Regions from separate parts of the Mus musculus genome. Here all the other regions are linked to region 4. The links are chromatin loops, found by intact Hi-C in ENCODE. Cell type or tissue: left cerebral cortex. All regions are shown on one strand.

Region 1 (5,000 bases), 66 kb before region 4:
TAGGGACCACGATTCTTGTCCCCTATCCCTCTATCCAACAACTCTCTGGGTCTGGCTGTACGCTAAGAAGGGAGAGAGAGGTTTGAGCTAGTGACGCTGATATGGCTGCGGAAGCTGAGTACGTGATGGCCAGGAGAAGCAGAGGCAAGCTCCTTTGAAATGGCAGGGCTGCTGTCCAGAACCCGGGTGGTTTGTTGCTATTCATAGGAACCTTTACTTAGCAGATGCCCTAGGAAGCTATTTTTAGCAGGGATACGGTCTGCTAGGCTGTGCGGTGGTCATATAAACTGGTGTGAATAGAAGGTGAGAGAATCTAGTCTCTGTTTCAGATATCCTGATCTTGAACGTGATAGTGACGATCATTGATTGTCCCTGAACCCAAGTCCCAGACAACAAGTTGTAAGGAGGCCTTCCTGTTTGCTTCTAACAGCTGGAAATAGATCACCTGAGACTTCCTCTTAGCCTTTATTCTCCAGGGCCAGCCTTTCCCCTCCGAGAGAAGTGTTTTCCTAGCAGGTAGTTTCCTTTGCTGACCCTTGTACCCTAAGCTAGGACTGGCCCCAACCAGGTGAGCTGCAGGGAGGAACTCCCTCTCAGAGTAACAACTGTCTGCAGACCAGACTGGCAAGCCAAGTCAAAGGTCTGCCCGTTCAGGGAGAGGCAAATGTTTCATAGAAATGGCAGGTTCTAGAAAGGACACCTGGCCCAATAGCAGAAGAGTCAGAGGCTGGCCTTCAAGGACACAGCTGGGGGAGTCTGTGGGGTGGAGGTCTCATGAGGGATTGGTTGAAAAGGACTCCAGTCCCGCCCAGCAAAGTAGCCTTTTCTAAGCTGAGCCCCACAGGCTCCTGTTACACTTCTTGGCTGTGTGCACGCAGCAGGATCTGGATACGACAGACTCCTCCAGCTTCAAGGTCAGTCAGATGCTCCAAATGCATGGTCTTTCTAAAGGACAGTACTAGAACCAACCATGGTGAGCCTTAGCACATGGGACCCACAACCATGTAGGCAACGCTTAATAAGAAACGGTGGGCCAGATAGAAATGGGAACGTGATGTGGCAAGAGGGTTGCCCTTGCCTGGAATCACGTTTTTCCCTGGGCATGAGCACTGGCAGCTCAACCAGCGAACCCAGAACCTTAGCTCACAGTGCCTCTGTTTCATAGTAAATTAAGAAATTCTGTGGAGCTGGGCAGTGGTGGAGCTCGCCTTTAGTCCAGCACTTGGGATGCAGAGGCAGGCAGATTTCTGAGTTCAAGGCCAGCCTGGTCTACAGAGAGAGTTCCAGGACAGCCAGGGCTACACAGAGAAACCCTGTCTCGGAAAGAAAAGAAAAGAAAAGAAAATTCTGTGGAAAAAAAATCTAAATGTGGGATTTTGACCCAAAACGTGGGGTAAGTGATAAGTTTAGATGTTACATTTCATTCTCTAATAATTTGCAGAGACCAATCCACTCGTGTCTGGTAGTGTTTTTCCTCAGTTGCATCAAAAGAGATGCCTAATGACTTGGCATGAATTAGCTAGAAAATTTATGTTGATTTGAGGCTCTCCAAAAGAGCAAAATTGGTTACTAGTGGCCTGGATTCCTCTTAACTGGCTAATGCTACTGCCAGAGATTCAGTCCTGAAAGAGTTAATATACTGAAAGTGAACTACGTAAAGCTCCATCTTTAGAAGGAAAATGAAAAATAAGCTTCATATGGCTTACTTAGTTGCTTGGCTCTTGGAGGATTGTCATTGTCACCCTGCCCTTGTATGTGAAGTCCATGCCTTTGGAAGCTCTGCTTTGAATGTATGAAAAGTGACACTAGCCCAACAAACCAAAGCACCCTTTACCCTCACTGCTGTCCTCTGAACCTTCCAAAAGCACAGCCAGGTTCTATGACCAGCACAGTGCTAGCTGGGCAGTCAGGACAACGTGCTGTTAGATTAACTGTAGACTTCCCAGGAGGCTGCTCTCCCAGTGGACATCTGTCACTTCCTCTCCCATCTGTGTCCTTCTATTCTGTCCTTTCGTGGAGAAAATGACATCAGGGGTGGCAGGAAGACCAGACATTGTTGGCTGCTGAGGCCTTGCCTGCTGCTCACACTGAGAGGCACCTTTTTCAAAGCCCCTATCTATGCATGGAGCCAGTCATGTCTGTGGGCTAAGCTATGCACAGCTTCCTGGTAAAATCACAGTGTCAGAGCATGGACAGGGGACCAGGGAAGCCTCTCTTTAAAAAAAAAAAAAAAGTAGCAGAGGCAAAGCCAGGAAGCAGGGGTTGGGATTTGGAATAAGGAGGTATGGTGGGGTCAGAGGTAGAATGGGGCTGAGTCTGGGGTTGACTCAGTCCAACCCCAGAGGCCCTGAGTTCTCATCTCTGCCATAGAGCAGAGGAAAATCTACTAGTCTTCCTTGAGGTCACATGTGGAATCAGTGTCTGGCATTCTGGGAGCTCTTGTCTGTTGAGCCAGGTCTCCCACACAGAGCCAGTCCTGAAGGTTACTGTTGGAGGTCATATGAACCCCTGCATCATCAGAGAGGATGACATCCCACTCTGTTACAGCTGTTCAGAGGACAGGGTGGCCCTTAGTTTCCTATTCTCTTGGAAATGTTTTCTCTTGAAAGATAATTCTGAAAGGATCCCATGCCATCCCAAATGAACCCTATGTCTTTGGCTTATGACTTCCTACTTGCTGAGTCAGACAGAGAAGGTCAGGGGTGCCCATTAAGGTTGATCCTGCATCCTGTCACATGAGGTAATTGGACCCGTGTGCCATCTTACAACTAGGAAGCCACAGCCATTTCTGCTTGCCTACAAGACTAGCATCATGAATTTGCTCAGAAATCCTCCGGTGCTGGAAAGCAGCAGGTACGCCTTCCGTTTGGGGTGACTTTTGGCAGCTGACATTGGTGCCCCACGACTTCCGCCTTTCATCTGTCTTCTAGCCTGGTGAAGCTCAGGCAGAAGGATGGAGCAGAAATAACTCTGATTCAGCAGAAAGGCACACACCGTCCCATCTCCAGGGCACCCAGAGGGCACAGAAGCTTCAGGAGTGGGTTAGTTCATGTTGTTACAGAGCCAGAGAGAAAATCAGGAATCTGGAATCCAATCCACCAACTGGGACAGAAAAAAGAAAAAAAAATCACAGCTCCTTAGCACTCTGCCTAAACTGCTCGCTGTAGCTTTCTTTCTTTGCTGCAGAGAAGAAATGCAGGCATGAACGTGAGCCCACTACCTTGGGCTTAGTCAGGCTATGTTCTTATACATTGCCCCCCACATAAATATTTCCTGGCTTAGAGTTCCAAAATTCTACACAATTTTATCCAGATGCTGTAAAAAAGCATGTTTTTCAAACCAAGAGTAAAAAAGCTGTTCCACATTAAGGAAAGAGATGCTCAGCCTCTCCTAGTAAGAGCTATAGACAATACCTCGCTCTCCCATCCTCCCTCTTATATCTAGCCCTATATGGAGGGAGAGAAGATGGGAAGAGAGAGAAATGAAGTCCTTGCAGCCTCTAACAAAGGCAAGGCCAGTGTAGTGTCCTTAGCGGGGCTTGGCAGGCACACCGAGTGCCTAATGTCAGAGTGGAGTGTGCACAGAAATGTCTGGAATCCCAGGCACTTCTGTAGAAGCCTGAAGGGAAGAGAACACGCTTCAAATGTTCTGGGAGTCAGGGAGGAGTCACGTGATCCAAGGTGACAATCCTGTGTCTTGGCATGGTTGTGGTAAAAGTGTTTCTGGGCTCTTGGAGTGACATGGGGCACACCTAAGTCCTGAACTTATGAGAGCAGTGCTCTTCTGACTGCTGGCCAAGGCTGGACTGTAGGTGAGGTGCTGGGGTCACATGAACCTGGGTCATGTGACAAATGGTAACAAATCTGGCTTTAGGCTGTGGCACTTGGAGCTAGAAACGGCCACTAGACTTCCATTCAGCCAAATAAAGCTTGCGTGGCAGGATTCTTGCAAAGTCTAATGATGCTTGTCAAACCCTTTGCAACACTGGGCTGGAGTAGGAGTTCAATTAAGAAAGAAAGGAGGAAGTTTGGCAATTAAATGAAAGACTTAAGATGATTTTTGAAAAATCTGAAAAAAATAGGCTTTCAAAGGAGGCATCCAAGGCTGGCTAGATAAATATTTGGGATCATTGAGGTGGTAGACTTGGGGAGGAAGTAAAGATCAACCCTAAGATGTTAGGGAAATGTCCCCATTTATTTAGTGCCTACTGCAGCCTGCTCCTTCCTTTTTGCCACACTATCACAGAAAGGAGGCAGCTGAGCTTCCCTGGGCAACATCGGTGGCTTAGTTTGGGCAGCCGAGTCAAGACATGCATCGGGCAGGATCGTTCTTGCAGATGGGCAAATAGATGCCTGGATATTTCCACACAAATGATTTTATGCCTATCATTCTCCTTCTATATCATAACTGTACTTGTGCTTAAGTGATGCTTTTCAGGTTCCACTAGGAGGAAAACGAATGACTTGACTCCTCCAAATATATAGCTGTGGACTAACCCTTTAGTGCTTCACGAATAATCTTCTATAGTGTTCTTGATGCTCACACAAAGCAAATATATATGCTTGTATGTGTGTGTTTGTATGTGTGTGTATGTGTGTGTGTGTTGTATTGCTGTTACAAAACCATAATTATGTGCACTCATTCCTATGAGATTCTTTTTTCTTTGATATCTAGGAATGAATCATAGACCATGTGTCTAGCAAAGTGGAGGCAACAGCTGCAGTATCTCCCATATTCTAAGCACACAGCATACTATGACCTTTCCCCCTATGGGCTGTTTGTACCTGGCTCCTTTGCCACTACAGAGTTGCCCTGAGATCCTTCTACCTCTGTCTTCGTCCTGGGGCTTCATCTCTCCTCCCAAGCACAATGCTGGACAATAGGCCCGGATGCTTTTATGTTGCTGGTTCCTTCTTGTTTCCTCTTCCAGGTTCCCACAGCACTTCTCAGAGCTATCTAGGTGATTCTAAATCCAGCCCACCATGCACCAAGGTCCCTCA
Region 2 (5,000 bases), 540 kb before region 4:
CGATGCTCCCTGCATTGGCTTTGAACTTCTGATCCTGCTCAGCCTCGACACCCCCAAGTTCTGAGATTAAAGGTGTTCACGACTAGGTCTGCTTACAAGTTGTGTTTCCAAGCACTAACTGATACTTTTCTTATGTAGCCATAGACTCTTTTAATAGATCTTATTTTCTGTCTTAAAATATTTTATTTATGTAACCTGTGTGTATATGTGTGCTGTGTGTCTGTGTGTGTGTGTGTGTGTGTGTGTTTGCTGGCTCACTGTATGTCAACTTGACACAGCTGAAATCTTCAGAGAGGAGGGCGCCTCAATTGAGAAAGTGCCTCCATAAGATCAGTCTGTATCAAGCTTATAGGGCATTTTATTAATTAATTTAATTATGAAATTTTTAGCTGGGCAGTACTCAGGAGGCAGAGGCAGGCAAATCTTTGAGTTTGAAGCCAGCCTGGTCTACAGAGTGAGTTCCAGGTAGCTAGGGCTACACAGAGAAACCCTATCTTAAATGCCACCTCCCCAATTTTTTGTAATTAATTTTGTAATTAATGGAGGAGGGCCTAGCTCAGGTGGTCCTGGGTGTAGAAGAAAGCAGGCTGAGAAAGCCACAATGAGCAAGCCAGTGAACAGCATGCCTCAGTGCAGTCTTCCTTGCTACCAGGTTCCTGCTTTGTATGAGTTTCTCTTACACGCGTTCTCGCGACCGGCCAGGAAGAACGCAGCAAACCGGAATCTTCTGTGGCAAAAGCTTTATTGCTTACATCTTCAGGAGCCAGAGAGCAAGAGAGCAAGAGAGAGCAAGAAAGCAAGAAAAAGAACAAGAACAAGAAAGCAAGAGCAAGAAAAAGAATGGCAAAACCCCGTCCCTTTTAAGGAGAATTATCCTCCGCCTAGGACGTATTACTCCCTGATTGGCTGCAGCCCATCGGCCCAGTTGTCATCACGAGAAAGGCAGAACACATGGCGGGAAAACTGCCCCTGCACGTGTGCAGATTATGTTTACTACTTAGAACACAGCTGTCAGCGCCATCTTATAATGGCGAATGTGAGGGCGGTTCCTCACAAGTTTCTGCCTTGACTTTCTTCAGTGATGGACTATGATATGGAAGTAAAGGGCAAATTAGCTCTTTCCTCCACAGCTTTCTTTGGTCAATAGTGTTTCATCATAGTCGTGTGACCCCTAACTGAGACAAGATGCTCTGTAGCATCGGAAAGGCGTGTTTCCTCTGTATAAATGGACACACCACCTAAGAAGCCCTGTAGTGGCTTCTACTTGTCAGGTATTTAGCTGGTCAATTTACATAACAATGTCTTGTTCCATTATACTCTCAGGCTCTTACTAGAGGGAAGACTGAACATTTTAAGGCTTTGGAAACATTTGTGTATTATGAGGATATTGAAGAAGAACAGTTGTGTTTTTGGGATTTAGATATACAGATGTTGGCTCTGAAGTCACCCTGTTGGAGGTGCCCAAAGTAGATGAAACCATATGTGTTATACAGGGGATATCTTTTAAACATTTTATGATGATTATGTATTTAGAGAAATAAATGTCAGAGCCTACATGTATGCGACATGATGAACTGTTTAAAAAATGAACAAACCTTGGACAGGAAGCCTTGAATAGACATTATTGACATGCCTTGTATCTACACTTTTTAGATTGCTGCCCGGGAACTCAATATTTATTGCCACTTAGACCACAACTTTATGACTGCAAGCATACCTACCCACAGACTGTTCGTGCATGTCCGCCGACTTGTGGCCAAAGGGTACAAGGTTAGCTTTGGCTTTGATTTGTGGGAACGGAATTGGGATTCTCTTCTAGAGAGTGAAATCATGTCTTATGAAGTGGTATTAGCCTTAGATCTTGGGATTATGGGAAATTAATATGCATTATAGTTATTAGCATTGTGTCTGTATTTCTTTCTTTCTTTTTCTTTTTTTTTTTCTGAACCAGAGTCTAAGTTGTAAAGCCCAGGATGGGCTTGAACTCATACTCACTCACAGTCCTCCAAGCGCTGGGCACATAGGCGTGCTCTACCGTGCCAGCCCTGGAGTGTCCGCCACTGCAGTGTGTTTCTTCCTTTATCTACTTGCCAGTTGCTTGGGGTTCTTTCTGCTCTACATCTGGACATGGAGGATGTTTCCTTATTTTCATTGCTTCAGAAAGAACATTTTAACAGTTTGAAACTTTGTTAAAAAAAAACAGTGGTTCACTGGATTTGGCAGTAAGTGTGTCTTATTTTTGTTGAAGGTGGGAGTTGTGAAGCAAACTGAAACTGCCGCATTAAAGGCCATCGGAGACAATAAAAGTTCTGTCTTCTCCCGGAAATTGACCGCTCTTTATACGAAATCCACACTTATTGGTGAAGATATCCTTTTAGGATAGAAGCTTCCTCTTTCTTGTTGTAGGGGGGGATTTGCTTTAAAATGACAAATTTAACTGAACAGTTTTTCCTTTTCTCTAATGACAGTGTGCTTGCTGAGTTGTTCAGGCACTCCTCTGTGGTGGGTGTGTCACCGAGGAGAGGGCGGGTATGTGTCCATTGTCACAGTGAGAGCAGAGTACATTGTACTTTAATAGCAAGAAAAAGAAATGAGAGCAATCAACCATCCCCTTGTGGGGGCGTGTTAGGTGTCCAGGGCTTTGCTGGCTCCGCAGAAGCTTGCTAACATGAGACCTGAAAGGAACTTCCTGACTTCATGTGAAAACAACTCCAGAGGCGAAATTAAGACACAATTAAATGTGAGATTGTCTTCATTAATTGACGTCATAAACAAATTATTGAAATGGGTAGTTGGTTGAAATTTTCTCTTGCAGGCTTCAGTGTGTACAATCATTATACCAAAGTTTATCATTGCTCATAAATTCTTTTTGTTAGTTGAAGCAAAGTAACTTCAAAAGCATAATAATAAGATTCTTAGTTTTTTGTTCTGAGATACAGTCTCACTGTGTATTACAGGCTGGTCTTGAATTTCTTCTTAAGCCTTTCTGGTTGGGATTATCCTTGTCTGGGCAACATACTGGACCCATTATTTTATGAAGTGAAATATTTATTTAGAAGATAAGAACAAGGTGCAATTAAAAAGATTTACTAGATAGTAAGTCAAGTCTCTCTTTTTTTAATTTTTTCTTTTATTAAAAATAGATTTCAAATCCACATCTTTTCTGTTTCTTTTAGAAAGGAAACAGGCATCTAATAAATTATAATAAAATCAACTACAAATGATAAAGCAAAGACAAAAAAATTAGAATAGGACAAAACTAAACAACAAAAACTCCCAGAGAAGAAGCAACAGAAACACATACAGACGCAGAGGCGCACACCAATAGCTCACACAGGAATCCCACAAAAACCCAGCTGGAAGCTTTATTGCTTATATACTCAAAAGACTGTAAAATTAAGATAAACAAATTGCTACTTCCAAAGATGTGGTTGCGTTTGTCTTGTTGGCCGTCTGCTGCTGGGCATGGGGCATGCTACCCTTACGAGTGGTTGGCTTCCCCAGTGGGACTGCATGGAGAAAACAGGATGATTTTGTCCAGCATAAGCTTTTACCCTTGAGAATTTTGGTTAATGGGATTCATTTTTTACGTGTCTGAGCATGCACACTCCTATATGTAAATGTATGCCTCTGTTTAATATGTTAAAATTCTCTTGATGTTTCTAGAGTCCTAGGCACTTTAGAGACGGGCATTTATGTATGCTCTTTGAGTGTGTGTCCTTTGCTTTGTGTAGCATTGCTGGGTTGTTAAGGAGTCAAGTGCCACGGTCGACCCAGCAAAATGGGTTCATTTTTGGGCTCCCACATGGTTGCAGGTGCACCTCTAGCCCCTTTGGAATTGAGAAGATAATAGTTACCTGTCCTTGTACCTGTTATAGTTCAGCGAAGAGACGCCATGCAACTGTGACTGTCCTTGGAAGAATGCTGCGTGAGGAAATAACCCTTTATCACTTAGTGGGCATGAAGCAGCATGGGATTTTTCTTTAATCATTACTACATGTGAATCCTCTCATCAGGCTGGATGATTCTGTAAATATCGATGAGGTAATGACAGATACATCTACCAACTATCTTCTGTGTATCTACGAAGAAAAGGAGAACATTAAAGACAAAAAGAAGGGGAACCTTTCCGTTGGTATCGTGGTAAGTCCTTGGAAGGTGAGAGTGAGTGGTGGGTGTTCGTGGTACCTCGTGTGCCAACGTTGTCGTGAGCGGTACGTCATGAGGATTTGGAAGTGCTCCCAGGGACCTTACTAGGAAAGCATTTCCCTCACAACAGTACCCATCAAGTAATTAGTTGCGGTTTTCTTTTCTGGTTACTTGGCCCTCTGTGCTGGTGGGTGGTTCAGATTGTTCAGACTATGTGCCATTGAAAATGGTGGCAGTGATGGGCGTTCAGGGGGACAGGGACCTGATAGCACGACAAAATGCTTTACCCAGCATGCGCATGGCTAGCAAAGGGCTCCAGAGATGTCCTCTAACGTGTGGTCTAATGGGAGCGGTTACGTGGCTAATTAGATTCTGAGGGATGGAGAGTTAAGGGAGACAATTAAGTGGCCGGTGCAGGACAGCAAACTAAAGTAATACAGAGATATGTCCACCCCGTCTTCCGGTCAGTGTGATTTAGGAGCTGTAGCAGTACTAATTTTGCATTCTGCCCACTCTTGAGCAGATTTATCCACTTACAGGTCTAAGACTGTGCCCCTCAGGAGTATTAGACTCCCTTATAACCACTCTTTGTGCTTTGTCAATATCTACAGTCAGTGACCAGCGTTAACAAACATTCCTAAAGCATCAGGGTCTTCCGTGTACCGTTTAATACATTATTCATACCACACAACTGTGCTAACCTGACATTTGCTTAGCCAGTAAGCTCTTCTCTCGGGGAGTTAGCAAGACTGTGAGAGTGGGGGAGGCTGAAATGAATGTTTCCCCCATGAGATATACTTTCTATTTAATTGTAGACAGTTGGCCCCATCTACAAACAGTAAGGCCATTTG
Region 3 (5,000 bases), 530 kb before region 4:
TCCCAAACCAATGCTTATTCTTACAGAAATTACTTATGGTAATTATATCCTAATGACAGAGTGTTTTTGTTTTGTTTTCCCCGAGTCAGAGCTTCTCTGTGTAGTCCTGGCTGTCCTGGAATTTGCTTTGTAGACCAGGCTGGCCTTGGACTCACAGAGATTCATCTGCTTTTCCTCCCAAGTGCTGAGATTAAAGGTGAGCACCACTACCCTGGCTCCAATAATAGAGTTTTTAAAAGGAAAAAACTGTATAGGACTATAAATGACAGTCATTCTAAAGGGATTTATCATATTACTTAATTATATTGTTTAAAGATTTATGAATATATTCTACAGGTAATCTAGAACTTATTTCTTTAAATGTCTGTATAATTTCTGTGCTGCGAGTTTCTCTTCAGCATGGGAGGGACCGAGGAGTTTTATTTACTAGGCCTTATATCACAGCACTTATTTTGAAGCAAGTAGAGGAGAAGATGCATGTGTGAGACTGGACACGCCTTGCTGGATTCTCAATGCATGCCGTGTTAGCTCTACAGGCAGGTGCCTCTGTGGAAGAGTGAGAGAAGGGCAGGGAGCATGGGTAGGCCTGTGTGCCATCTACATGAAGGAAGGGATGACAAGCCACTGACTAAATCAAACTGATTTAAAGTCAGGCCTTGATTTTACAGTTTGTTTTTCTGATGATAGCACTAATATGCACTTACTTAGAAGAATTAAGAATTACAAAAAGAAAGATAAAATAAATCCAGTTCCACAAATACAGAAGTAACTGCACTTTGGTGTTTTATTTCTTTATAAGTATTACTTTTTTATTTGTAAACTTAGGTTCATGTAGCAAATATAGCTTTGTACCTGTATTTAGCTTAACAATTCCCTGTTTTCTCATGGGAAATTTCAGACACATGAATGTAGACATTTCAGAAGAGACTAAGGGAGCATTAGTGTAGTGAGACACCACCAGTCCATCCGCCAGTGCCTACCTGCCCCAGGCCGGAGCCAGTCCCGGTCAGCCACACCCTTCTTTCCCTGGGGTGCTTATCTTGAAGCAAATTTTAGTGACTACTGCTTGTCTCCTTTTGTCTGCTAATATTTCAGTAAACACTTCAAAAACATGATGTGTCTGACATTTGTTGTAGAGTGGACCGCGATGTGTCTGCTGCTTTCGGTTGTGTTTACAGTTTTGTTGCTCAGGTGGTGCGGTAGCATCTGCAGACGCGTTTGTGTGCATTCTGAATTCCTTCCCGAATTTCTGAGTCAGAAGTTAGAAACATTTATACAAATTGTGGTTGCTTGCTAAATTGATAGATAATACTGGTCCAGGGGCTTCATGAACTCTTTGGAACATTTACAGGGATTATCTGAATAATCTTTATTATTTCTATTATAGGTTGAAAACTGTAAGAAAATTGAAAACCCCTTTTTTGTTCTTGATTCTCTTCTGTGTTCAACATTGACCAGTTAAAAGTCTAACAGTTCATTTATGAGGGGTGCTGATGCTGGAGAGCTTAAAGTTGAATAAATTCTTAGACTTTTAAAAGAAATTCCTAAGTGTAAGAACATTTACTGTGTTTCATGCCTTTAATATTGTTTATTTTCCTTCATAACCAAGTGTATATTTAATTAATTTAGATTAATCTAGAATTTGGTCATTTTAATCATTGTGTTAGATTTCTGTTTTCTAATTATTTTTATAAAAATTAATAAAAGTTAAAGTAAACAAGAAGAAAGCCAAACCCTGTCTGTGCAGAAGCAGACAGTGACACGATGCGATTTGTTTGGCAAGGAACTTTGCCTGATGGCATCCTCGTGCTCACGTCAGATGAGGGTCAGAAGCCTGGGTTTGGCATGCTGGAGATGCTGGCTGACTGGGACTCAGGAATCTAACGACTTCAGGCCATCTTAGTGTATTTCTCTAGCTAGCATTCCTGGTTTATAATTCTGCTCACGCTTACTGACCAAGTAAGCCTCCATTCCTGGTCAATTTTCTTTCTGTACCTTTTGCTCATGAAGAGTGGAGAATTAAGCCTATGTCTCTATGAGAACCTGTACCTAATTTATGTCTATAGAGAACAAGGTGGTAGATTTTCAGACGTCACAAGGTCGTAGGTTGGATGGAAATCTGTCTCTTTGCCTTAGTGACTTTGAGTAATCAATTAGACTATCTTGTCTTCCTGTGTCCTTGTTGTATAAAATACAGGAAGTAAGAGTGCTCACTATAAAGATGAGTTGTAAAGATAATATGCATAAAGTTTCTAGGATAGGGCCTGGCCAAGAAAACTCACTACTCAGGGAAAATAATTGTCTTAGTTCCTCTTCTGTTGCATGATAAAGTACCTTGTTCAAGGTACTTTATAGAAAGAAGGATTTACGTGGGCTTATGGTTCCAGAGGGTTAGAGTCCTTGATGGCAAGAGCAGGAGGCTGAGGGCTCACACTTGAAACACAAAGCACAAAACAGTGAACTGGAATCAAGGCCTTGAAATGTCAGAACCTGCTCCCATGACACACCTTCCCAAACAGCCACCAACTGGGGACCAAGTGTTCCAGTGCTGGAGACTGAGGCCTCTCATTTACACCACCACAAACATGTAGCCATTTCCCCTTTACTATTGCGGCTCCCTGCTTACTGGTTTTTTGGGTGGCAGGATGCGGTTCAGGATACATGTATATATTGTTTTCTTTTTAAATTTAAGTTGTCATGTGGCCCAGGCTGGCCTCCAGCTCCCTGTGTATCTGAGGGGTGCCCGATCTTCCTGCCTCCTCTTCCTGGATGCTGGGGTTACAGCTGCACCACACCCGCCTCCCTTAGTCTCTCCTGGAACATCTATTAGAGTACATTGTGCCTTCTTTTTCTTCTCTTTGCACATTTCTTTTAGGATGTAGTTTCTCGACTACTGTTAGGTTTCTTTTGTTAGTTTTGATCCTTGATATTTATTTATTTTTCAAGAAATAATCTTACAACTCCTTTAAAACATTTAACAATTATATTTTAATTCAAGGTGGAAGGGGGTCAGTGGGTCAAATGATCGATCGCTGTGCAAGTGTGCAGATCTGAGTTCAGCTTGTGAGCACCCACGCGGGAAGCTGTGTGTGACAGTGAATCCCATCATCCTAGTGTGGGGCAGGAGGTGGGAGCTCGCAGGGCTCCTCAGAGGACCCTGCTGTTGGTGCTGACCCTTGATTCTTGTGTGTGCACACTTGGGAGCACCCTAGCCCTAGAGACGGGTGAGCTGGAGACTTGCCAAGGACCTTGCAAGAAAAGTAAACACATTTTTTTTTTTTTCCCCCAGACAGGGTTTCTCTGTGTAGCCCTGGCTGTCCTGGAACTCACTTTGTAGACCAGGCTGGCTTTGAACTCAGAGATCCGCCTGCCTCTGCCTCCCAAGTGCTGGGATTAAAGGCGTGCGCCACCACGCCTGGCAAGTAAACACATTTTAAGTAACATATTTGATTCGCTATTTCTACTTGTTGTTTTTAGTGAAGTATTTGGACCAATTAAGTCCCTGTGCTTTTGGTAACATCCTATTATTTTTATAATTTGAAAGATCTTTTCTCATCTTGAGAGCACTTTGTAGTTTTACCTATGTTTTATTTTTACCAAAATCTTTTTAAAATTTTATTTGTAGTACTCAATTATTATTATTATTATTTTTTTTTATGGTTTTTCAAGACAGGGTTTCTCTGTATAGCCCTGGCTGTCCTGGGACTCACTTTGTAGACCAGGCTGGCCTGGAACTCAGAAATCCACCTGCCTCTGCCTCCCAAGTGTGTAGTGCTCAATTTTAAATTTACATTTTCTTTATTTCATCGTATGAGGTGAGTTCCTTAATTTTTCTTATTAGAGACAGTTGCTCCACTTTAAAACCCACAGAGCTCAGGAAGAATAGTTTGCCAGACTTCTGTTCTCAGTTGGCTTACAGGCAGCAGTGTAACGTTCAATTTTCAGATAAGAAAGTTTTATTGTGAGTTTAGTGGTGTCTGGTGTCAGTGCTGACATGTAGTTTCTTATCTCTCAGACCTAGAGTCACACTGTAACCCCGTCTTTTTCTGCACTAGATGAGAAGGTGAAAGCTCCAGTTTTTGTCAGGTACTGGTGGGTATTTTACTGGTAACAAAGATATTACATATTATTACTATGTGAGAAGATGCAAAAGTTGCCTGGAATTATAGCAGATTTAATATAGTTTAAAAAACAGTTTTTAAAAATTTAACTTTTTATTCCTAACTTTAACCACAAGAGGTCTCCAAAGGATTTTATATTTTGTGTTAAGATTTTTCTTTTTTAAGAATATGAAATCCTTCCCATTTATTTCTCAAGCTAGTTGCATTCATTTTGTATAGTGTGTCATTTTTAGAGTAAAACAAATAGACAAAGATGATCGTCAGCGGAATCAGACACTCCTGAATAGTGGCAGACTGTTTCTCACGTGTCTGTCAGAGGGGATCAGGCATCCTATTCCATTATCCCATTGGTTGTCAAATTGTATAGAGAGAAAAAAATAGCAGCAGTTTTGAGATTGCTTTAGTTTAGAGAGTTTTATGTTTATAGTCAAAAGAAAAGGAACGAAAACCATTACTTAAACTAATAATAACCGTTACTAATAGTATTTACTAGCTCTCCCATTGAGTCCTGAGCCGAGCATGGTGACTGTCTGAGTTCACAGAGATGGACGTACCCTGGTCACAGCAGGCTGTGGAGGAGGTGGGTTGCATAGGGACATTTGCAGGACGGAAGACTTGACTGGATGAAAGAGAGGAGAAAGGTGCATAGTGTGTAAAATGAAACGATTCAGACTCGGGCACACGGCGAGACTCTTGATCAGAGGAAATGCTCATCTTGGCAAGTGAGGAAAACTCATAGGGCTTTAACCAAGCAATGCAGGGAAGGAGATATATTCATGGGGGAGAGTCAGAAGAAGAGGTGGGTGAGCTTACTGCCAGGAGAGACACTAGAGCTTGGGGAAAGTCAGTAGTTGAAAGTAGGAAGAAAGAGAGGTAAGG
Region 4 (5,000 bases):
CTACGTCTATGAGGCAAAACTAGTGAAGAATGATTGTGGGATCAGAATGGGCTACGTAATTCGGGGAGTTTCTTCCCGTATCTTGTAGTCATTACTGTTTTAACCATATTATCCAACTAATTTAAAGCACTCTGATTTACAATCCATTCATTTACCAAACATGAAAACACCTCCCTTTTTGTATTTATCCATCTTCATATTCATTCCATAAAAATGTAATGCCAGCTATATAACAATCATGGGTAAAACCAAAGCCTAAATAGTTAAAATAAGACACAGAGGATCCATTCCATTTTGGGTCCATTCTGTCTTTATGAATTAGTTCTGCATGCTCACTATCTAGCCAGCTAGACAGATGATTATTACATATTAATATTAAAGTGTCTGGTATTACCTTTTCCCTACAATGATATTTAAAGACAGCATTTGAATTATAGTGTGAATGCTAAGCATAACGCGTGTGTATGAGAATGCCACGATGAAACCCATTCATTGATATGCTAACTGAAGATTAATTTAAAAGGGAGATGAAGGAAGAAATTGTTAAGTAATATAAGCTGCTGGCTTACAGGAAACACAAGAAACTGTGAAGTGATAGAACCTAGTGGGGAAACCCCCACTCAATTCCCAATCCGGCGTGCACCCAAAGAATCATGAATAGACCACCCTGATGTAATTACTTGAGGTCGTTTAATGACGGAGCTCCGGACCGACATGCATCCCACACAGGAGATAACGGATGTCGGCCACGAGGCTCGAAAGCTAAGGGTTTTTATGGGGTAAGGGGCTTAGGGGTGTGAAGTTCAGCATAGCGACACACTATTGGCTTATTCAAACATCAGCAGAAAAATTACATGTACGTGCAGGGTGTCAGAGTTCTGTGAGTTGTTGACTCAGTTCAGATAGCCCTGTTATGTCTTCACATTCCCCTTTATCTTATGGTCAAGATGTTCCCAGGAATGTTTTAACTACGGGGCATACCCAGGTTTGTTTTTCTTTTTTCTCAGCCCCAGGCAGCCTCTAGGCTCACAAACAACCAGCAATTTCTGAGTACTTTATATGACTTACAGGTCTTGAAATTTCATCTTTCTTTCAGAAGCAGCAACAAGCTCAACCCCCCTTGTAGTAAATGAACAGACACTGCATACAGCTATAGGTCATGCTCACCTTCGGCTGCCTGGCAACAGCTCGAGTTTGTAAATGTGCTCTTCAGGTGAGGATGAGAATCTAGCTGCTCTCGTGCATTGCCTCTGAGTGAATACCTCGGTACAAGCTTGAACAGATGACTAGGTGGTATCTACCAAAATGTGAATGCATAGTTTTCTCTGTGGTTTTGGATCAAATGTTGGGAGAGGTGGTCGTTGTGAACTGAGCAAGTGCTCCACAACTGAGATACACTTTGAACCCTTGGTATTTTCAGACAATAGAACAGGACTGGGGAGATGGCTCAATGGCCAAACCACTTGCCATGCTAGCTGAATTTCAATCCCCAGAACATAAAGATTTAAACAGAGACTGAGCATCTCACGATCCATTTACAACATTTTTTCCAAACTGCCGAAATCACCTTCAGCATTTACTTAGCTCCTTGAGCATAGATGCAATGTTACTTAAAGACCTTGCCTGATGATTATATGATGATTAATCGTGGTTTTTTTTTTTTTTTAAAGAATTGAAAGATGGCGAGGAGACTAATAAAGCACACTTGGAATTGTATCTCTGAGGGCATGAATATGAATATAAAAAATGAAGCATGTCTCTTGATAATGAAACCCTTAGCTCCTCACTTAACATCTTTCTTACATTTTGTCATGAAATGATATATTTATATCAATAAGTAAAAGAGACATAGAATAAAAGTATAATCTCTTGAATTATAAGCAATATACACCCTAAGTCTTACATTGGCATGGATAACTCAATAAAGCATATTTTAAGTGATTACAAGCAGACAATGCTCTGCAGTATTTCAAAACAGAAGAGTACATAAATACAGACTGAGTTCTTGGTTCAAAGTTTCATTTTGTTTCTTACTGCCTGTGTGACCTTGAGTGACTTTAGCTCTCTGGGCTTATTTCCTCGTTGTTCAATGGAAAAAGCAATAGCTACCTCCCAGGATAGTGGGTAGATGTACTCAGTAAATAGTAGCTACTACTAGTAGGAATACTAACGCTTCCTCATGAATCCTGAGGACTTAGTATATGATTTGTTTACTCAACTACTAATCATCAAAACAGAAGTGTTCCCTCACTTCCAAAAATCAGATCTTCAAGGAAATTTAGCATTAAAAGGACACCATTTTTGTTGAATGCGCCATCTAGTGGTATATATTATATTCAAGGCTAGGCATCAACAGAAAATAAAATTTCACACTTAGTTAAAATGTTAGTATTGGAGACAGCTGGCTGAGGTCACTAAGCTATAAGAGGCATTATCACACACCTTTCTTTTTGTTTTGTTTTGTTTTGTTTTTAGAGGCAGGGTTTCTCTGTATAACTCTGCTTGTCCTGGAACTCGATTTGTAGACCAGGCTGGCCTCAATCTCAGAGATCTGCCTGCCTCTGCTTTGGGAGTGCTGGGATTAAAGGCGTCCACCACCACACCCGGCCCATCACCCTTTTTTTTTTGGGGGGGGGGGGTTCGAGACTGGGTTTCTCTGTATAGCCCTGGCTGTCCTGGAACTCACTTTGTAGACCAGACTGGCCTCGAACTCAGAAATCCACCTGCCTCCCAAGTGCTGGGATTAAAGGCGTGCGCCACCACGCCCGGCTCCCATCACCCATCTTTTAAGCAGTTCATTTCCCAACAGCTAGAGGATTGTTTGTTTTTGTTTTGTTTTGTATTTTTAAACTTTCTGGGATATTTGTGGCATTTACTATACCAAATCACAATATTTTTCTGACACTGATTTTCCATTTAAGGAAAACTGGGCCCATTTTAACTCTTTATCCAGCTAACGGATGTAGTAAGGAATGGGGATCAATTATGTGAGAGGCAATCAGGATACAGTAAAACTTATTATACAATCCTCTGTGAAAAGAATCAAAAAGCATGGCCTGGGAGAGGATGTTTCAGAGGCTTAGATAAGAATAAAATCTTGGAAGACTTGAAACAGAACATAATTAAAGAAACCAGAGTATTATGTAAGCAGAACAGCGTATGTAAATCCTGGTGCTAAACAAAAAGAAGATGGGAGAAGGCCCCTTCGTACAGAGCTTAAATAGGACAGAGATTGTAACAAATGCTCTTCCAGAGTTTGAATATCATCTCAACATTGAGAAAAGATGGAAGGGGTTTAGTCTGGAAGACACCAATTGGATCTGGCGCTCTGACTTATATTTTCAAAAGTTCACTTGTGTAAAACATCTGGGCAAAAACGTCTGCCCAGATGAGCTGCAAAAATTCGGGCCAACACAGTGAAAGCTGAGACAAGGAACGAACGGGACAGTCAGTAGAGACAAAAGGCGAGAAGAGGCAGTGGATCAAATATTTAAGAGGCAAAATAAACAGAGCCTGATGGAGGACTAAATGTGTACGTCCATGCCGTTTCTCACTGAACAAACCTGGGGGAGGCTTCCCGAGCGAGGGAGGGCGGGGGAGCACTAATAGGACGGAGGACTAGAATTTTATTGAAAAATGAACTCCGGCCACCAACTGTGAATTAACGCCAGGCAGGGCAATCATGAAGTACCACTCAGAAGCAATAGGTGCTCCGAAGGTCTCTTCAGACTTGCATCTCAGCGACTCTCTTGGTGCGCTGACACTGCGGAGCCTCGGCTCTCTCTCTCTCTCTTTCTCTCTCTCTCTCTCTCTTTCTCTCTCTCTCTCTCTCTCTCTCTCTCTCTCTCTCTCTCTCTCTCTCTCTCTCTCTCTCTCTCCCTCTCTCTCTCTCCCTCTCTCTCTCCCCCCCCTCTCTCTGTCTGTCTCTGTCTGTCTCTGTCTCTGTCTATCTCTCTCTCTCTCTCTCTCTCTCTCTCTCTCTCTCTCTCACTATTTCGCTACTATTTCAAATTCATTGAAATATATTGTCCAATTCAAAGGACCGTGTAAGGAAGACCTTCCTCCCAAGAGTCCTTCCGTCATCTAGACTGCACATTCTGGGACCGCACAGACTGGGCGCTCATTATCTTTGTGTCCGGGGACTCCAGTGCAGCGCCCTTACAAACAAACACTACACGACCCACAAACTGGCACAAGCCAGCCACCTTCCCCAGTTTAAGACCCACAAACACCTCACGCTTCCCTTGCTTGGCCTGCCGGAAGTGACGCGTGGAGACGGTGCACTTCCGGTCTCTATGGCCGCGATCTCATCCGGGGCCGGGCTTCTCTGGTTCGTTGTCTCAGCTGCTCTGGAGGATTCAGACCCGGTAAGGAGCTACGCGGGTACCACCGGTTAAGGCGTGGGCGCCTCTGTGCTACCTTGGCCGACTGGGGCCGGACTCCTGCGGGAGATCGCGAGGGCAGAGCCCGGGAGCTAGCTTGTCGGATCGCCGGCTCCGTTGCTGGGAGCGGGCCCCGCAGGCCTGCTAGGGTGCCCGCGGGTCGCAGTGCTGGGGCGGGCATGGAGAAGCGATGCCGCGCGTGCGGGGGCACCAGGGCTGTCCGGCTGTCCCGTGTCACCCTCCAGACACCCAGAGTCTCACATTCCGGGTGTGCGGGAGGAGGATCCGCCCTCTTGGTGACGGGGGACCGGTGCACTGTAAAGTGGCATACAGCGTCACTCACCGGCCCTGAAAGCATGTTGCAGACTCCTGGTGCCAAGGCTTTAAGTTGCCTGGCACACTGGATGCTGCCCTGAAAGTGGCAACTCGGTAGTTGAAATAATCCTTTGATTGTGTCTGGTGTATTCATTCATTAAAGAAGAAAAAGAAACTGTTCTCAGAATTGCTAGGTAGTATGCAAAGTAAAATACTCAATTTTATGTTGGAGCCAAATAATTCGTCTTAAAATACACTCCTTTTAAAACTGCTTACATCTGCATTCTAAATGAAAATCTCTAA
Region 5 (5,000 bases), 350 kb after region 4:
TACCTTTCCGTGCCCCATGTTACAGTTTAATTTCTATGTTCAATAACTCCTTGATAAAAGTTACTGTTTACCATGTGTCTCTCATGCCCATCTTCAATTCCTAGCAAATTCTTCTTCAGTATCCTAACAGAATGTTAACAAATGAGAAGCTGAGGCTGTAGCTCGGTTGGTACTGAGCCTGCCCAGCACCACATAAAAATGGGTGTGGTGATACACGCCCATAATTCCAGCACTGAGCTAGAGGCAGGCAGGAGGGTGAAAGTTGAAGGGCATCCTTGCTTCATTGGGAGTTTCAGGCTTGTCTGGGCCACACGAGACCCAGATAAATAAATAAATAAATGTATCAGTATGTATTGGCTTATCACTAGTTCTTTAGTGGTGTGGCTTAAACATATTTCATAAACTGCTCACAACTATTATACTTAATTTGAAATTGTCAGTGATCAAACAAAATGGAAAGTCTCAAGAGACAAGGATTCTTCTTTATTTTAGGATTCTAACTTCCATCTCTAAATATTTTCTCTGCCTTCTTCCACACCACATACATACTTGCAACCTGCCAACATGGAAAGTTATAAGCCCAAGGATGCAGCTTGGTCAAGATTACACAGCTGACAAAATCCTGATGCTGTTATATCTGATTATGTAATACTGTTTCCTAAATCGGTGACACTCTATCCTAGATAGAGAAGGTAACCTGGTCATTGAAACTGTATCTTTCAGTTTCAATGACAAGTGCAAAAGCTGGAGAAACCTTGGTTGAAAGCACAGCTCTCCTACTTTCTAGCATCTTATCCCTGGGTAGTTACTTAATCAGACAGGGAATCTGTCTTGTTACATAAAGGGAGAAGGAAAAAAGCCACCTATCAGAATTATTGGGAGAACAAGAAGAAATATGAATAAAGAGAAAATAAACATGATGAACCTCTCCACACAGAGTTGGCATACACTGTGGCAAACACAACAGTTCTTCTCTGGATTCCTGTTCAGGATTTTTTTTTTTTTTTAAATAAAACCATGCTAAAGAATATAGAACTCAACCTTGAATGTCCTTACAATGAGAACTTTTCACACTGCAAAGATTCCTTTGAGTCTGGCATATCCATCACCAAGAAACTGCAACTTCCAGTATTAGAAGACAGGGTTCTTAATGTAAAAGAAACAAAAACAAAAAAACAAAAACAAAAAACCACCTTAAGAGAGAAATAAAAAGTATTGTTCCCTACTCAAAAGAAACACTGATTATCGTGGTCAGTGCTATAAGGGAAGTACTAAAGCCAGTGGCAATAATCTATCAGGATCAGAATTAAAATTTCTATGCGAACAGCCCACCTTCCTCCAGGGTTGTTCAATCACTCTCCCTAATTAAACCTTTTGCAAACCTCTGAGTAGGCTTAACCTGTTTATTTTGTAAAACAACAAAACACACAATTAACCTGACCCTAGCCAATTTTTATGTTCAGAATTACAAAACAAAATTTTATAAATTATACAAGCCATGGATTAATTTCAAATACTTTATATAGTAACTTCTTATTGCAAGACAAAGCAAAGACTTAAATTCAGGTAAGTGACTGCCAGCTTTCCCTTTGTGAAGCTGTGTGAGAAAACACACTCTTGATTATAAAGCTAGTATGTTCACTCCGTCTTTGCCATTACTCACAACTCATTCTGCAAAACTGTTTTATAAAGATATACTCATACTTATTACTAAAATATAAACTAATTGTGACTTTTAAGACTGGAACGGTCTTAAGTTGCTTACTAGAGAATTATTTATCTTGGCTAACTCTTCAAATCTGCTTCCTTCAAAATTAAAAACAAAAATCCGTCCCCATACGTTTAATGGCAACTTTAAGTTTCCCATCTTCTGCAATCAATATACTGATATCAGTAAACAGAAACAACAGTGATCACATCAACTCTCCCATGACATTGATTCTATAAAAATAGGGTGTTCTTCAATGTTTGTCTTAGATCTGCTAGAAATTAACGCAGAAACAATAAACTCAGACAGCCACTGTCAACTCAAGTGGCTTCTTCACCTGTCTAGTCCACAAGGCAAAACGAGTTAAGAACTCGACTGCCAATTGTAGTAAATGGAAGAAAGATATTTAAATCAAACAGCACCATCTAGCCGAGCCCTCGTCGCTTTGCTCCTAAGAATGATGTTCCTTGGTGTTCAGTTTGGCAGATGAGAGTAAAGTGGCAATTACTTGTTTTTGTGACAGAATCAGAATTAGAGCTGGAAAGGACCAAAACATACCAAATCTAACTCCCTTGTCGTCTCTGCACTGAAAATCAATTTTATTTTTGTTTTTTTAAAGTCATGAGACCAAGGAATCGACTAGGCTGAATATCAGCTATTCATGGGAGTCCAGCTAAAACCCAAATTAATACCAAATTCAGTCAACCCCCAACAAGATTCTGTTTTCAATGAATCACATACAATTCCTTTCACTCCTCAAACTGTGAAATTCGGGTATTTTATAAACATTAAAGCATCCTCCTCCAGATGTTTTTATCAGATATATTACAGCCAAATGATTAATAAGCACACAGTAATATTTTAGAACTCCAAGTCCAGTAACTACAGTTTCTTAACCAGGCAATAAACACTGTATGTTTTTTATATTCCTTGTCACAGCAAGATCTTTAAAATACCAGGGGTGAAGGAATCAAAAACATCTCTCCATTAATGTTGTTGTTGTTGTTGTTGTTGTTGTGTTTTGTTTTCCTACATCAGGGCCTGCCACCTCTAAACCCTATGGGAATTGTGTGTGTATTGCTGCCAACACAAAGATTAGAACATGTTCCCCTCCCTGGGGCACAACAAACTTTCAAGGGTATGACTAACTGCCTAAGCAAGGGGGGTAAACTCCGTAGCCTACACATTTGGATTTTTTTATTTACCAAGCTGTTTTTGTATGCAAGAGACCCAGAGTACCTCTGAGAAGGACTTGCTCTCCCCCAGCCTGAGTCCCCTCAGCAAGACAGTATGTTCAATGACAAGGATAAGCTTGACGCCCCCCCCCCGCCCCCAGCAGACCCAGTACAGGGAATCAGTCTGAACATCTGCACATAGGAAAAAGGGGGGGGGGGAGGGTTCTTCCTCGGTGTCAGAGTCACTATTCGCTCTCATTTTAGTAACAACCAAATCGCCGTTACAAGTACACAAGAATAGCAGCCAACTAGCCTGCTCCGCAGCGTGCCGCGACCGTGGCACCTCGGCTCCCCAACGTCCTCCGGGTTCCCACCGAAGTTACCACCTGTATCCCCCACGACCCAGCGGAGCGGCTTGTGCCCAGCATCTCTGCCGCAGCCCCCACGCCGACCCGCGTCGGGTCCACACCGCGGGCAGCCCTCCTCGCGGCGCCGCCACGGCCCACGGGACCTGCCCTCCGCGCCCGCGGCCACCAACCCCCGGGGACACCGCAAGTCTCAAAAAGTTCTGGGGCCGCCGCCGAGCCGGTGTGCGGCGGGAGGCAGGAGCGCCAAGCTCTCGCGACCGACCCCGCGCGGGCCAGCACACACTCTCCCTCCGGGAACTCGGCGCTCCCACTCCCAAACTTCCCCCGCCGCCCCGGACCCGCCCGCCAGCCAGCTCGGCCTGCGCCGGGAGAACCCGCGGACCCGCGTCTCTGCGCCCGCCCGCCCGCCCGGCCCACGCCCGCACTTGCCCTCCGCGCCCCGCGGGGCCCCGCTTCCGCCCGCCCGGCCCGCCGTCCTCTCCCCTCTCCACGCTCGCGGGCCCCCGCCGCGGCCCCGCCGGACCCCGGCCGCCCCGCAGCCCGCGCCCCCCAGGCCCGCCGCGCGCCGCGGCCCGGCCGTCCTGGACCACAGCTCCAAAGTTACTTTGCGAGGAGGTGAAGCCGCGGGTGGTTCCCCTCAACCACCCAAACAAGTTTCCATCCCCGCCGCCGCCGTCCCCCCGCCACGCGCGTCCCTCCCGCCGCCCGCTGCCCGCGGCCACCCACCCGGGGGGCTCCCCCGTGGAGGCAGGCGGCCGCTCCCCGGAGCCGCGCGCCCCCGCCCCGCGCCTCCCCCTGCAGCCCACCCCCGGCTCCCCCGCGGCGGGGCGGCCGTGTGGCTGCGGTTCCCGGAGAGTGCGAGTGCGTGCGCGAGTGTGCGCGCGTGCGAAGGCGGAGGTGGCTGCGGCGCGGAGACACTCACTTCTCCCGGGCCTGGCTGTCGGACGGGACGGCGCTGCTGTTACTCTTGCCTTTGCCGTACATGCTTGTGCCGAGAGCAGCTCCCACTGTCACGCACCTGTCAACCCATCACAGCCTCCCCGGGAACAGCCCCGTCCCCATGGCGACCCACGCAGCCACCCCCACCATTGGCCGCCCCACGCCAGAGCTCCGCCCTCCTCGCCCTGGCAACGCGCGAGACTGACAGGCCTCCCCTCCCTCCGGCCTGCCGGAGCGCGCGGCGGCGGCTCGGCCTAAGCGGCAGTCTCCTCCCTCCCTCCCTCCCTCTCCCGCTCCCTCCCTCCCTCCCTCCTTCCCTCTCCGCCGCGCTCCCCCTCCCGCTCTCCTTCCCCCCTCCCCCTCCGAACCCGGGCGCTAGGGGGGAATTAGAAACTGCTCTAGAAGGATTTTAAACAACTGGCTGTTCCCTCCGCCGCCGCCCCGCCCCCCGCGCCGCCCGCGCCCGGCTCCTCACTGGAGAGAAGGCGCGGGGAGGAGGGGAAAGTGCGGCCTGGAGTGCCTGGCAGCGACTGCGGAACGGGAGTCGCGGCGGCCCCAGACTTCGGGGCGCCCGGCGAGTCCACAGGCGGACCCGCGGACCCGGCGCCGGGGTCCCGCCAACCTCCTCTCCCGCTCCTCTCCGGCCAGGCACCCCGGGTCCGTACCCGCGGTTGATCTCATCCCTCCTGTCTGGGGTGTCGCCCCAATCCCGTTCCCGGAGGGCCAGCAGGCCGGGGACGCCCGCTCTGAACCCTCGACCTTCTGGCTCAAGGACTGAGCGAACCTCTGTCTCTCCCTGGGAGGCACCGT
Region 6 (5,000 bases), 73 kb before region 4:
ACAAAAAGATATGTTTTCATAGAACTCCCTCACATCCTTACATCTTCATTTCCAGTGCCCTTTCATTTCCTTATTTCTGGTATCTGTCCCATGCACACATGAACAGCATGAAGCAAGCCGACACGGTTTCACCCTGACTGTGTTGTTGTAAAATGCAACTCTGTATGTATCAGTATGCCATTATGACAGCTGCTGCTAGGCTGCACTCTCAAAGCTGTAAGCCACGAGAGCCCCACGTGCCTGTGTTATAAAGAAAGCCAAACCCAATGTTTACCACTGCAAGTTTAAAATTAATACTGTAAGTACTAATTATGTGTAATGCATATAAACACACAGTAACACATTTGAGATCACATGTGCTCTTAAGGACACTGACTGGGACCAGAGGTTAGGAAAGGACTACTTTTATAATAATATGTTCATTAATTTTTGTTTTGCATAAGTGTCTCAGGGAAAATGTTGAGTTATGTCAGATGAATTCAAAAAATGTATAGTTGATCTTCTGGGAGGAGTGTCAGCTAAGGTCTCTGTCTCTCTCTTTCCCCTTTTTTTTTTTCAGGTCATACAATACCTGCTTGACAAAGCCCTTGTCATAGACGAAGATTCACTCTATGAGCTGTCACTCAAAATTGAACCTCGACTCCCTGCTTGAAGATTTGGCCTTGTTCCTGAGGCCATTGGAATTCTGTGGAAAGCGGGTCACACATGGCGGTGGGGGTTGGGGTGGGGGGACCCAGAGGGACAACACCTGCCTCCTTTCACCACCAAAGATGGAACTGAACTGTAAATCTGTCTCCAGCAACAGTGAAACCCAGCTCCATGGACCAAAGACAGATACCCCAGGCTGGGGTGGGAAGGTGTAAACTTTGAAGCTTAGGGAAGCTGATGGCACAATTTGTATATGGAATGTAATATAGAGATGCTGGTAACAATTGTAATGAAGTGGAATGAAGGTAAACCTCCTCGTGTTCTGTTAGAACTCAAGGACAAGGTACCACAGAGAACACCTGCAATGTTTCTTTGTCACTCTGCTAGCCTGGGCTCACCTCTACCAGTCCTCTTAATCGCTTCTGTTACAGTTCCTTTATGCCAAGCATCATGGCCAGCCTGAAGCTTTCTTTCTCAGCCCAGCACAGAAGCAGTTTCAGTACGCAGCATGGGTGTGGTTCTCAGTGTGTTCTCCTTGCCTGGGAGGAGTGATGTACTCTAAAAACAGCTGTTTTTAGCCTTTGGGCAATGGGACAGGCCATGAAAGATTAAAAACCAAGTGTATCTGTGGGTAGCACTTCCTTAACTATAAGTATCCAGTGTCCCACAGACTTGAGTGGGGGCTTCATCGAGACATTGGTGGCCCCAAGAAGCCAAGTGTGGAGGTTTCAGTAAAGTGCATGCCCATGTAATATACTGTGAAGAGAAATGACTTTAACCAAGGGGAAATGTAGGCCTAAGAGTCACCTTCGCTGGCCTCACTTGTTTCCTTTCCCCCAATGTACTCCAGAAACATTTTCTGATGTGCAAACCTGTTTGGGCTCATTATGAGCATTGAGCATTGGCTGTACTTTAAAGCGAGCATTCTGTGGGGATTTTCTTTGGTGAGGCTTTTCTTGCATGTGCTGTTGGTAAACAGCCTTTTCTCCTGTCTCAGCCATCTTTGTTTAAAATGGGTTTGAGATCATTTTGCGTAAGAATACTGTAAGTGCAGGGGTAATGGCTCCGAGCACACCACAGCTCTTACAGCAGAAAACCAAATCTGGGGCGGGGGAGCAGGGGGTGTGTGCCTTTCACCCAAGCCTGGAAAAGTGGGCTCAGCCTCCTCACAATGGTCTGTTGTTAAAGGGACGAGGCTCTCCTTGATCACCGCCCTCTCCTAGCCTCAAGGAGACACTGCTTTAAAAGAAGGCAGCAATGGCAGCGGGGGTTACTTTTACCTGAGCCTAGTAGACCTGGCATTTTCTCTTACAAGCATGATACTTATTGATGCTGACCATGAAGACTGACCTGCCTGGTCATTTCCCCTCTTCCCTTGCACTTTAATTATGTGGTAGAGCTAACAACGAGCTAGTGCTTTCTACTTGCTGGCTTCAGAGCTACCATTGGTAATGTACCATAGAACTAGGGAAGGTACATTTCCTGCACAGTAGTGGTCATCCTTGTATATAACTGCATAGAGAAATATAAACTGAGAGAAAAATATTTATATTATATGAATTCCACTCCAGACGTCTTTTCGCTGGTTCGTATTAGCCAACAGTGTAGTACTAAGTCCCACAGGGGCACTTATGGATGCTTTTTCCCATTTTGTTTATTTATTTCCCGAGTTGCTTGTTTGTTCTCTTCGGTTTCAAATAAGAGATTGCTGCATCGTGATGCATGATGAAAACATAGGATGCTGGATCCTAGCTGTGCATACCTTGTGACTTGTTTCTTGGTGTTCACAGGCCAAACAAGATCTTACAGAAAAGGAGTAAAGGTTATTAGCATTCTTGTGAGGACCACAGCATACCAATTTCACGAAAAAATACCACTAGGGAAGGAGTACCCACATTGACTCCAACCCCACCCTGCCTCCACTCCACCCTGTCCCTGTCCTTCAGAGGATGACTCTGTGTGCACTTTGCTTGGGAGTTTGGGATCCTATTTCTCCAATGTTGTGTTCCAGAGGCCAATACAGCCATTCTTGGGGGGGGGGGGACAAACAAACAAACAGATAAACGTAATTTCTCATGCTCCTCCCCTGTTGAAATGCAGCTTTTCTATGGAGCTTGTTCCCAGAATGTTGGAAACGCCCCCAGTGGTCATCTGTGGGTACTGCCAATGCTTTACTCGGAATTTCTTACAGCTTGTTAGAGCTAAAGAGAACCAGATCATGTGTGGATTATCCAAGGCAGGAATGCACATTTAGAAACAAAACACCTCAACTTGGTCACATTTAAAATTCACCAGAGCAGTTTGTGGTTTTTCTTGTGATTGTTGGAAGTGTCTGTCCTTTGAAGCTTTCTATGTCCTTGTGGATACGATGCATGCATGTATCGTATGTCTGTGCTGTGTATTGTGTGTAATGCATGTCTGTCTGCCAGCACCCTCCGTTAGCAGATGCATTTGTTAGAGCACTTGGGAGACCAGCTTCTAAATATGAAGTAGCGAACACGTGTACTGAAAAACTAACAGGAAATCAACCTGTTTTCATGCTTTCAAATGAACACATCATCTTGCTAGTCAGTGGCATGGCTATGAGGACCTCGGGGTGCCTAAGATATCTCTACTCTTGCTACAGAAACAAATCTCTTACTGAAGCCCTCCATCACATGTCTCAGGCTTGAAGCACAATGCTGTCAGTTTTCTTTAGCAATTTAACAGAGGAATTTAAAGAGGAGATTGTTAAACTACTGTGGAAATAATAGAGTGTCCCTAACACAAAGTCTCCTTTGCTGTTTGTGCATCTCAAAGGACTACATATAAACATGAAAATCATGGATGCCGGGTCATCTGGAAGAGAAACCTCCACTGTGAGCTGTTTAATGTGACAAAGGGCTGTCCCCTTTCTTTCATGTTAGGTGAGGCAAAACCGTGGGTCAGCAGACATCATATCTTACCTAAAGAGTAATGCAATTCAGTGGCCATTCCGAAATCTGTCAGTTTTCACATTCAAAAAAAAAAGATAAAAAAGGTTTTATTTAGCTTTTCTTTTCAACTTTAATGTCATCCCCCTACAAAAATATCTCTTGTTTTAAATATGTTTCTTTGAAATTTAAACCGCAAGGGTTATCATTCTTACAATGGTCGGGAAACAGCATAAAAGATAATGTACTATATGGTTTTTAGCCAGGCTACTGTCCACAGAAGGAAGAGATCCATGAACGGAATTCATTTTCATTTCTGTGAGAAATAAGATTGTAAGTCTAGTGATGTTTTTACATGCACCACTACATGATTCCTGGAAATAAGGCTCTAGTTGGTGGAAAGTAATGGGTGTCCTTTCAGAGGCCACTGGTATCTTAAAGCAGGACAGAACAAAAATAGAGAGGGACCTTTTGTTGTGGGTGCAGACACATAGATGAGTGACCTAGCAGGGTTTCCATTTCCACTGATGCTCCATTTCGGGGCATGGCATTAAGATGACCATTGACTGTCCTTGATCTGGTCTGCTCAAGGCAAACACTCACCCTACTTCACAGTGTTGAACCGCTGTCTCTACACATTTTAGTTTGAACCAGAAAGTTGGCGGTGAAGCAGCACTGGGCCAGACATGAGTCTCAGCCCAGCTCTGCACTGCCCACCGAAAAGCATAGGCCAGTGTTTACACCTCCAAGTCTCACTTTTCTCATCTGCAAAATGGGATTAATCATAATTCCCGTGCTGTCTACCTCACTGGACTGTCCTGATGACCGAAGGGGTCAGAATGTAAACTTTAAAGTGCTGTACAGTTGTGAGGTAACTGCCATTCTCAGCAGCTCTCTTTTGCAGAGGAAGTAAATGTACTTATTATTTGTATGTATGTGTGTGCTTTTGTGTGCTAACACATGTGATAGTCAGTGAAACACATTGTGTGTATCTGGCTACTTTGCACATCTGCTGTCATTTGTAACTCTAAGGAGAGATTTGTGTTGTGGCCGAGCACTTGCCAAGTGAGGCATAGGTTATGCCAACATGCAAATTAAACTTCGCCTTTCTTCCGTACTCAAAAGCCTCATGATTTCTTCATTTCTGCCCTTTCCCACTGTGGACAATGCCCTTCACGTCAATCAGCTCCCATATGTATACATTCTTTTACTTCTACAGTTCAAGTACAAAGAACACCTAGAAGAACCCACTTTTCAGACTAAATTACTAAGCAGAGAATTGGAAGGTAGGGTCCTCCAAAAACACATAAAGGATCTGCTTCTCCCAGTCAGTTTCTGGCTCTCAAATCTGTTCAAGTCGCATCCCCAGCCGATGTCTGACTGCTGCTTCAAGCCACAGAGAACCCAGCCTGCCCAGGCAGCTCATGTCGTGTAACGATA

Evidence for each region. Hi-C counts contacts between places; a loop is a spot of excess contacts. Peaks named below come from ENCODE experiments on the same cell type or tissue, not always from the same donor. Only the 100,000 strongest peaks of a DNase experiment are listed, where the experiment ranks them.
Region 1: a loop joins it to region 4, with 2.2 times the contacts of the local background. A loop is called at or near these places in 8 of 42 quality-filtered maps.
Region 2: a loop joins it to region 4, with 4 times the contacts of the local background. A loop is called at or near these places in 12 of 42 quality-filtered maps.
Region 3: a loop joins it to region 4, with 20 times the contacts of the local background. A loop is called at or near these places in 11 of 42 quality-filtered maps.
Region 5: a loop joins it to region 4, with 4 times the contacts of the local background. A loop is called at or near these places in 6 of 42 quality-filtered maps.
Region 6: it touches region 4 in a loop (2.3-fold over the local background); 7 of 42 quality-filtered maps call a loop at or near these places.

Annotation. Positions count from the first base shown.
Region 1 is chr13:91,872,736-91,877,735 of GRCm38, reverse strand. It overlaps Ckmt2 (creatine kinase, mitochondrial 2), which reads left to right and starts at 851. Exons shown (of 10, transcript NM_198415.3): 1 at 851-914. In left cerebral cortex, no CTCF peak of the experiment used is centred here; DNase peaks (open chromatin) are centred at 174 and 3,007; H3K27ac peaks cover 1,786 bases.
Region 2 is chr13:92,344,099-92,349,098 of GRCm38, reverse strand. Msh3 (mutS homolog 3) reads left to right here. Exons shown (of 24, transcript NM_010829.2): 5 at 1,654-1,770; 6 at 2,249-2,366; 7 at 3,998-4,143. Among named protein-coding and RNA genes, the nearest start is that of Dhfr, 8.2 kb to the left of the region's middle. In left cerebral cortex, no CTCF peak of the experiment used is centred here; a DNase peak (open chromatin) is centred at 2,150.
Region 3 is chr13:92,337,213-92,342,212 of GRCm38, reverse strand. All of the region lies in intron 8 of Msh3 (mutS homolog 3), which reads left to right. Among named protein-coding and RNA genes, the nearest start is that of Dhfr, 15 kb to the left of the region's middle. In left cerebral cortex, a CTCF peak has its summit at 4,227 (motif pointing right); DNase peaks (open chromatin) are centred at 4,447 and 4,925; H3K27ac peaks cover 543 bases.
Region 4 is chr13:91,806,977-91,811,976 of GRCm38, reverse strand. Zcchc9 (zinc finger, CCHC domain containing 9) reads left to right here and starts at 4,281. Exons shown (of 6, transcript NM_145453.2): 1 at 4,281-4,367. In left cerebral cortex, CTCF peaks have their summits at 2,319 (motif pointing left) and 4,735; DNase peaks (open chromatin) are centred at 2,224, 3,496, 4,298 and 4,669; H3K4me3 peaks cover 1,652 bases; H3K27ac peaks cover 1,930 bases.
Region 5 is chr13:91,460,422-91,465,421 of GRCm38, reverse strand. It overlaps Ssbp2 (single-stranded DNA binding protein 2), which reads right to left and starts at 4,325. Exons shown (of 17, transcript NM_024272.4): 1 at 4,174-4,325. The coding sequence starts at 4,235. In left cerebral cortex, a CTCF peak has its summit at 2,148; DNase peaks (open chromatin) are centred at 2,945, 3,204, 4,361, 4,593 and 1 more place; H3K4me3 peaks cover 2,871 bases; H3K27ac peaks cover 1,207 bases.
Region 6 is chr13:91,880,084-91,885,083 of GRCm38, reverse strand. Rasgrf2 (RAS protein-specific guanine nucleotide-releasing factor 2) reads left to right here. Exons shown (of 28, transcript NM_009027.4): 28 at 560-4,677. The coding sequence ends at 652. Among named protein-coding and RNA genes, the nearest start is that of Ckmt2, 5.7 kb to the right of the region's middle. In left cerebral cortex, a CTCF peak has its summit at 2,800; a DNase peak (open chromatin) is centred at 2,804.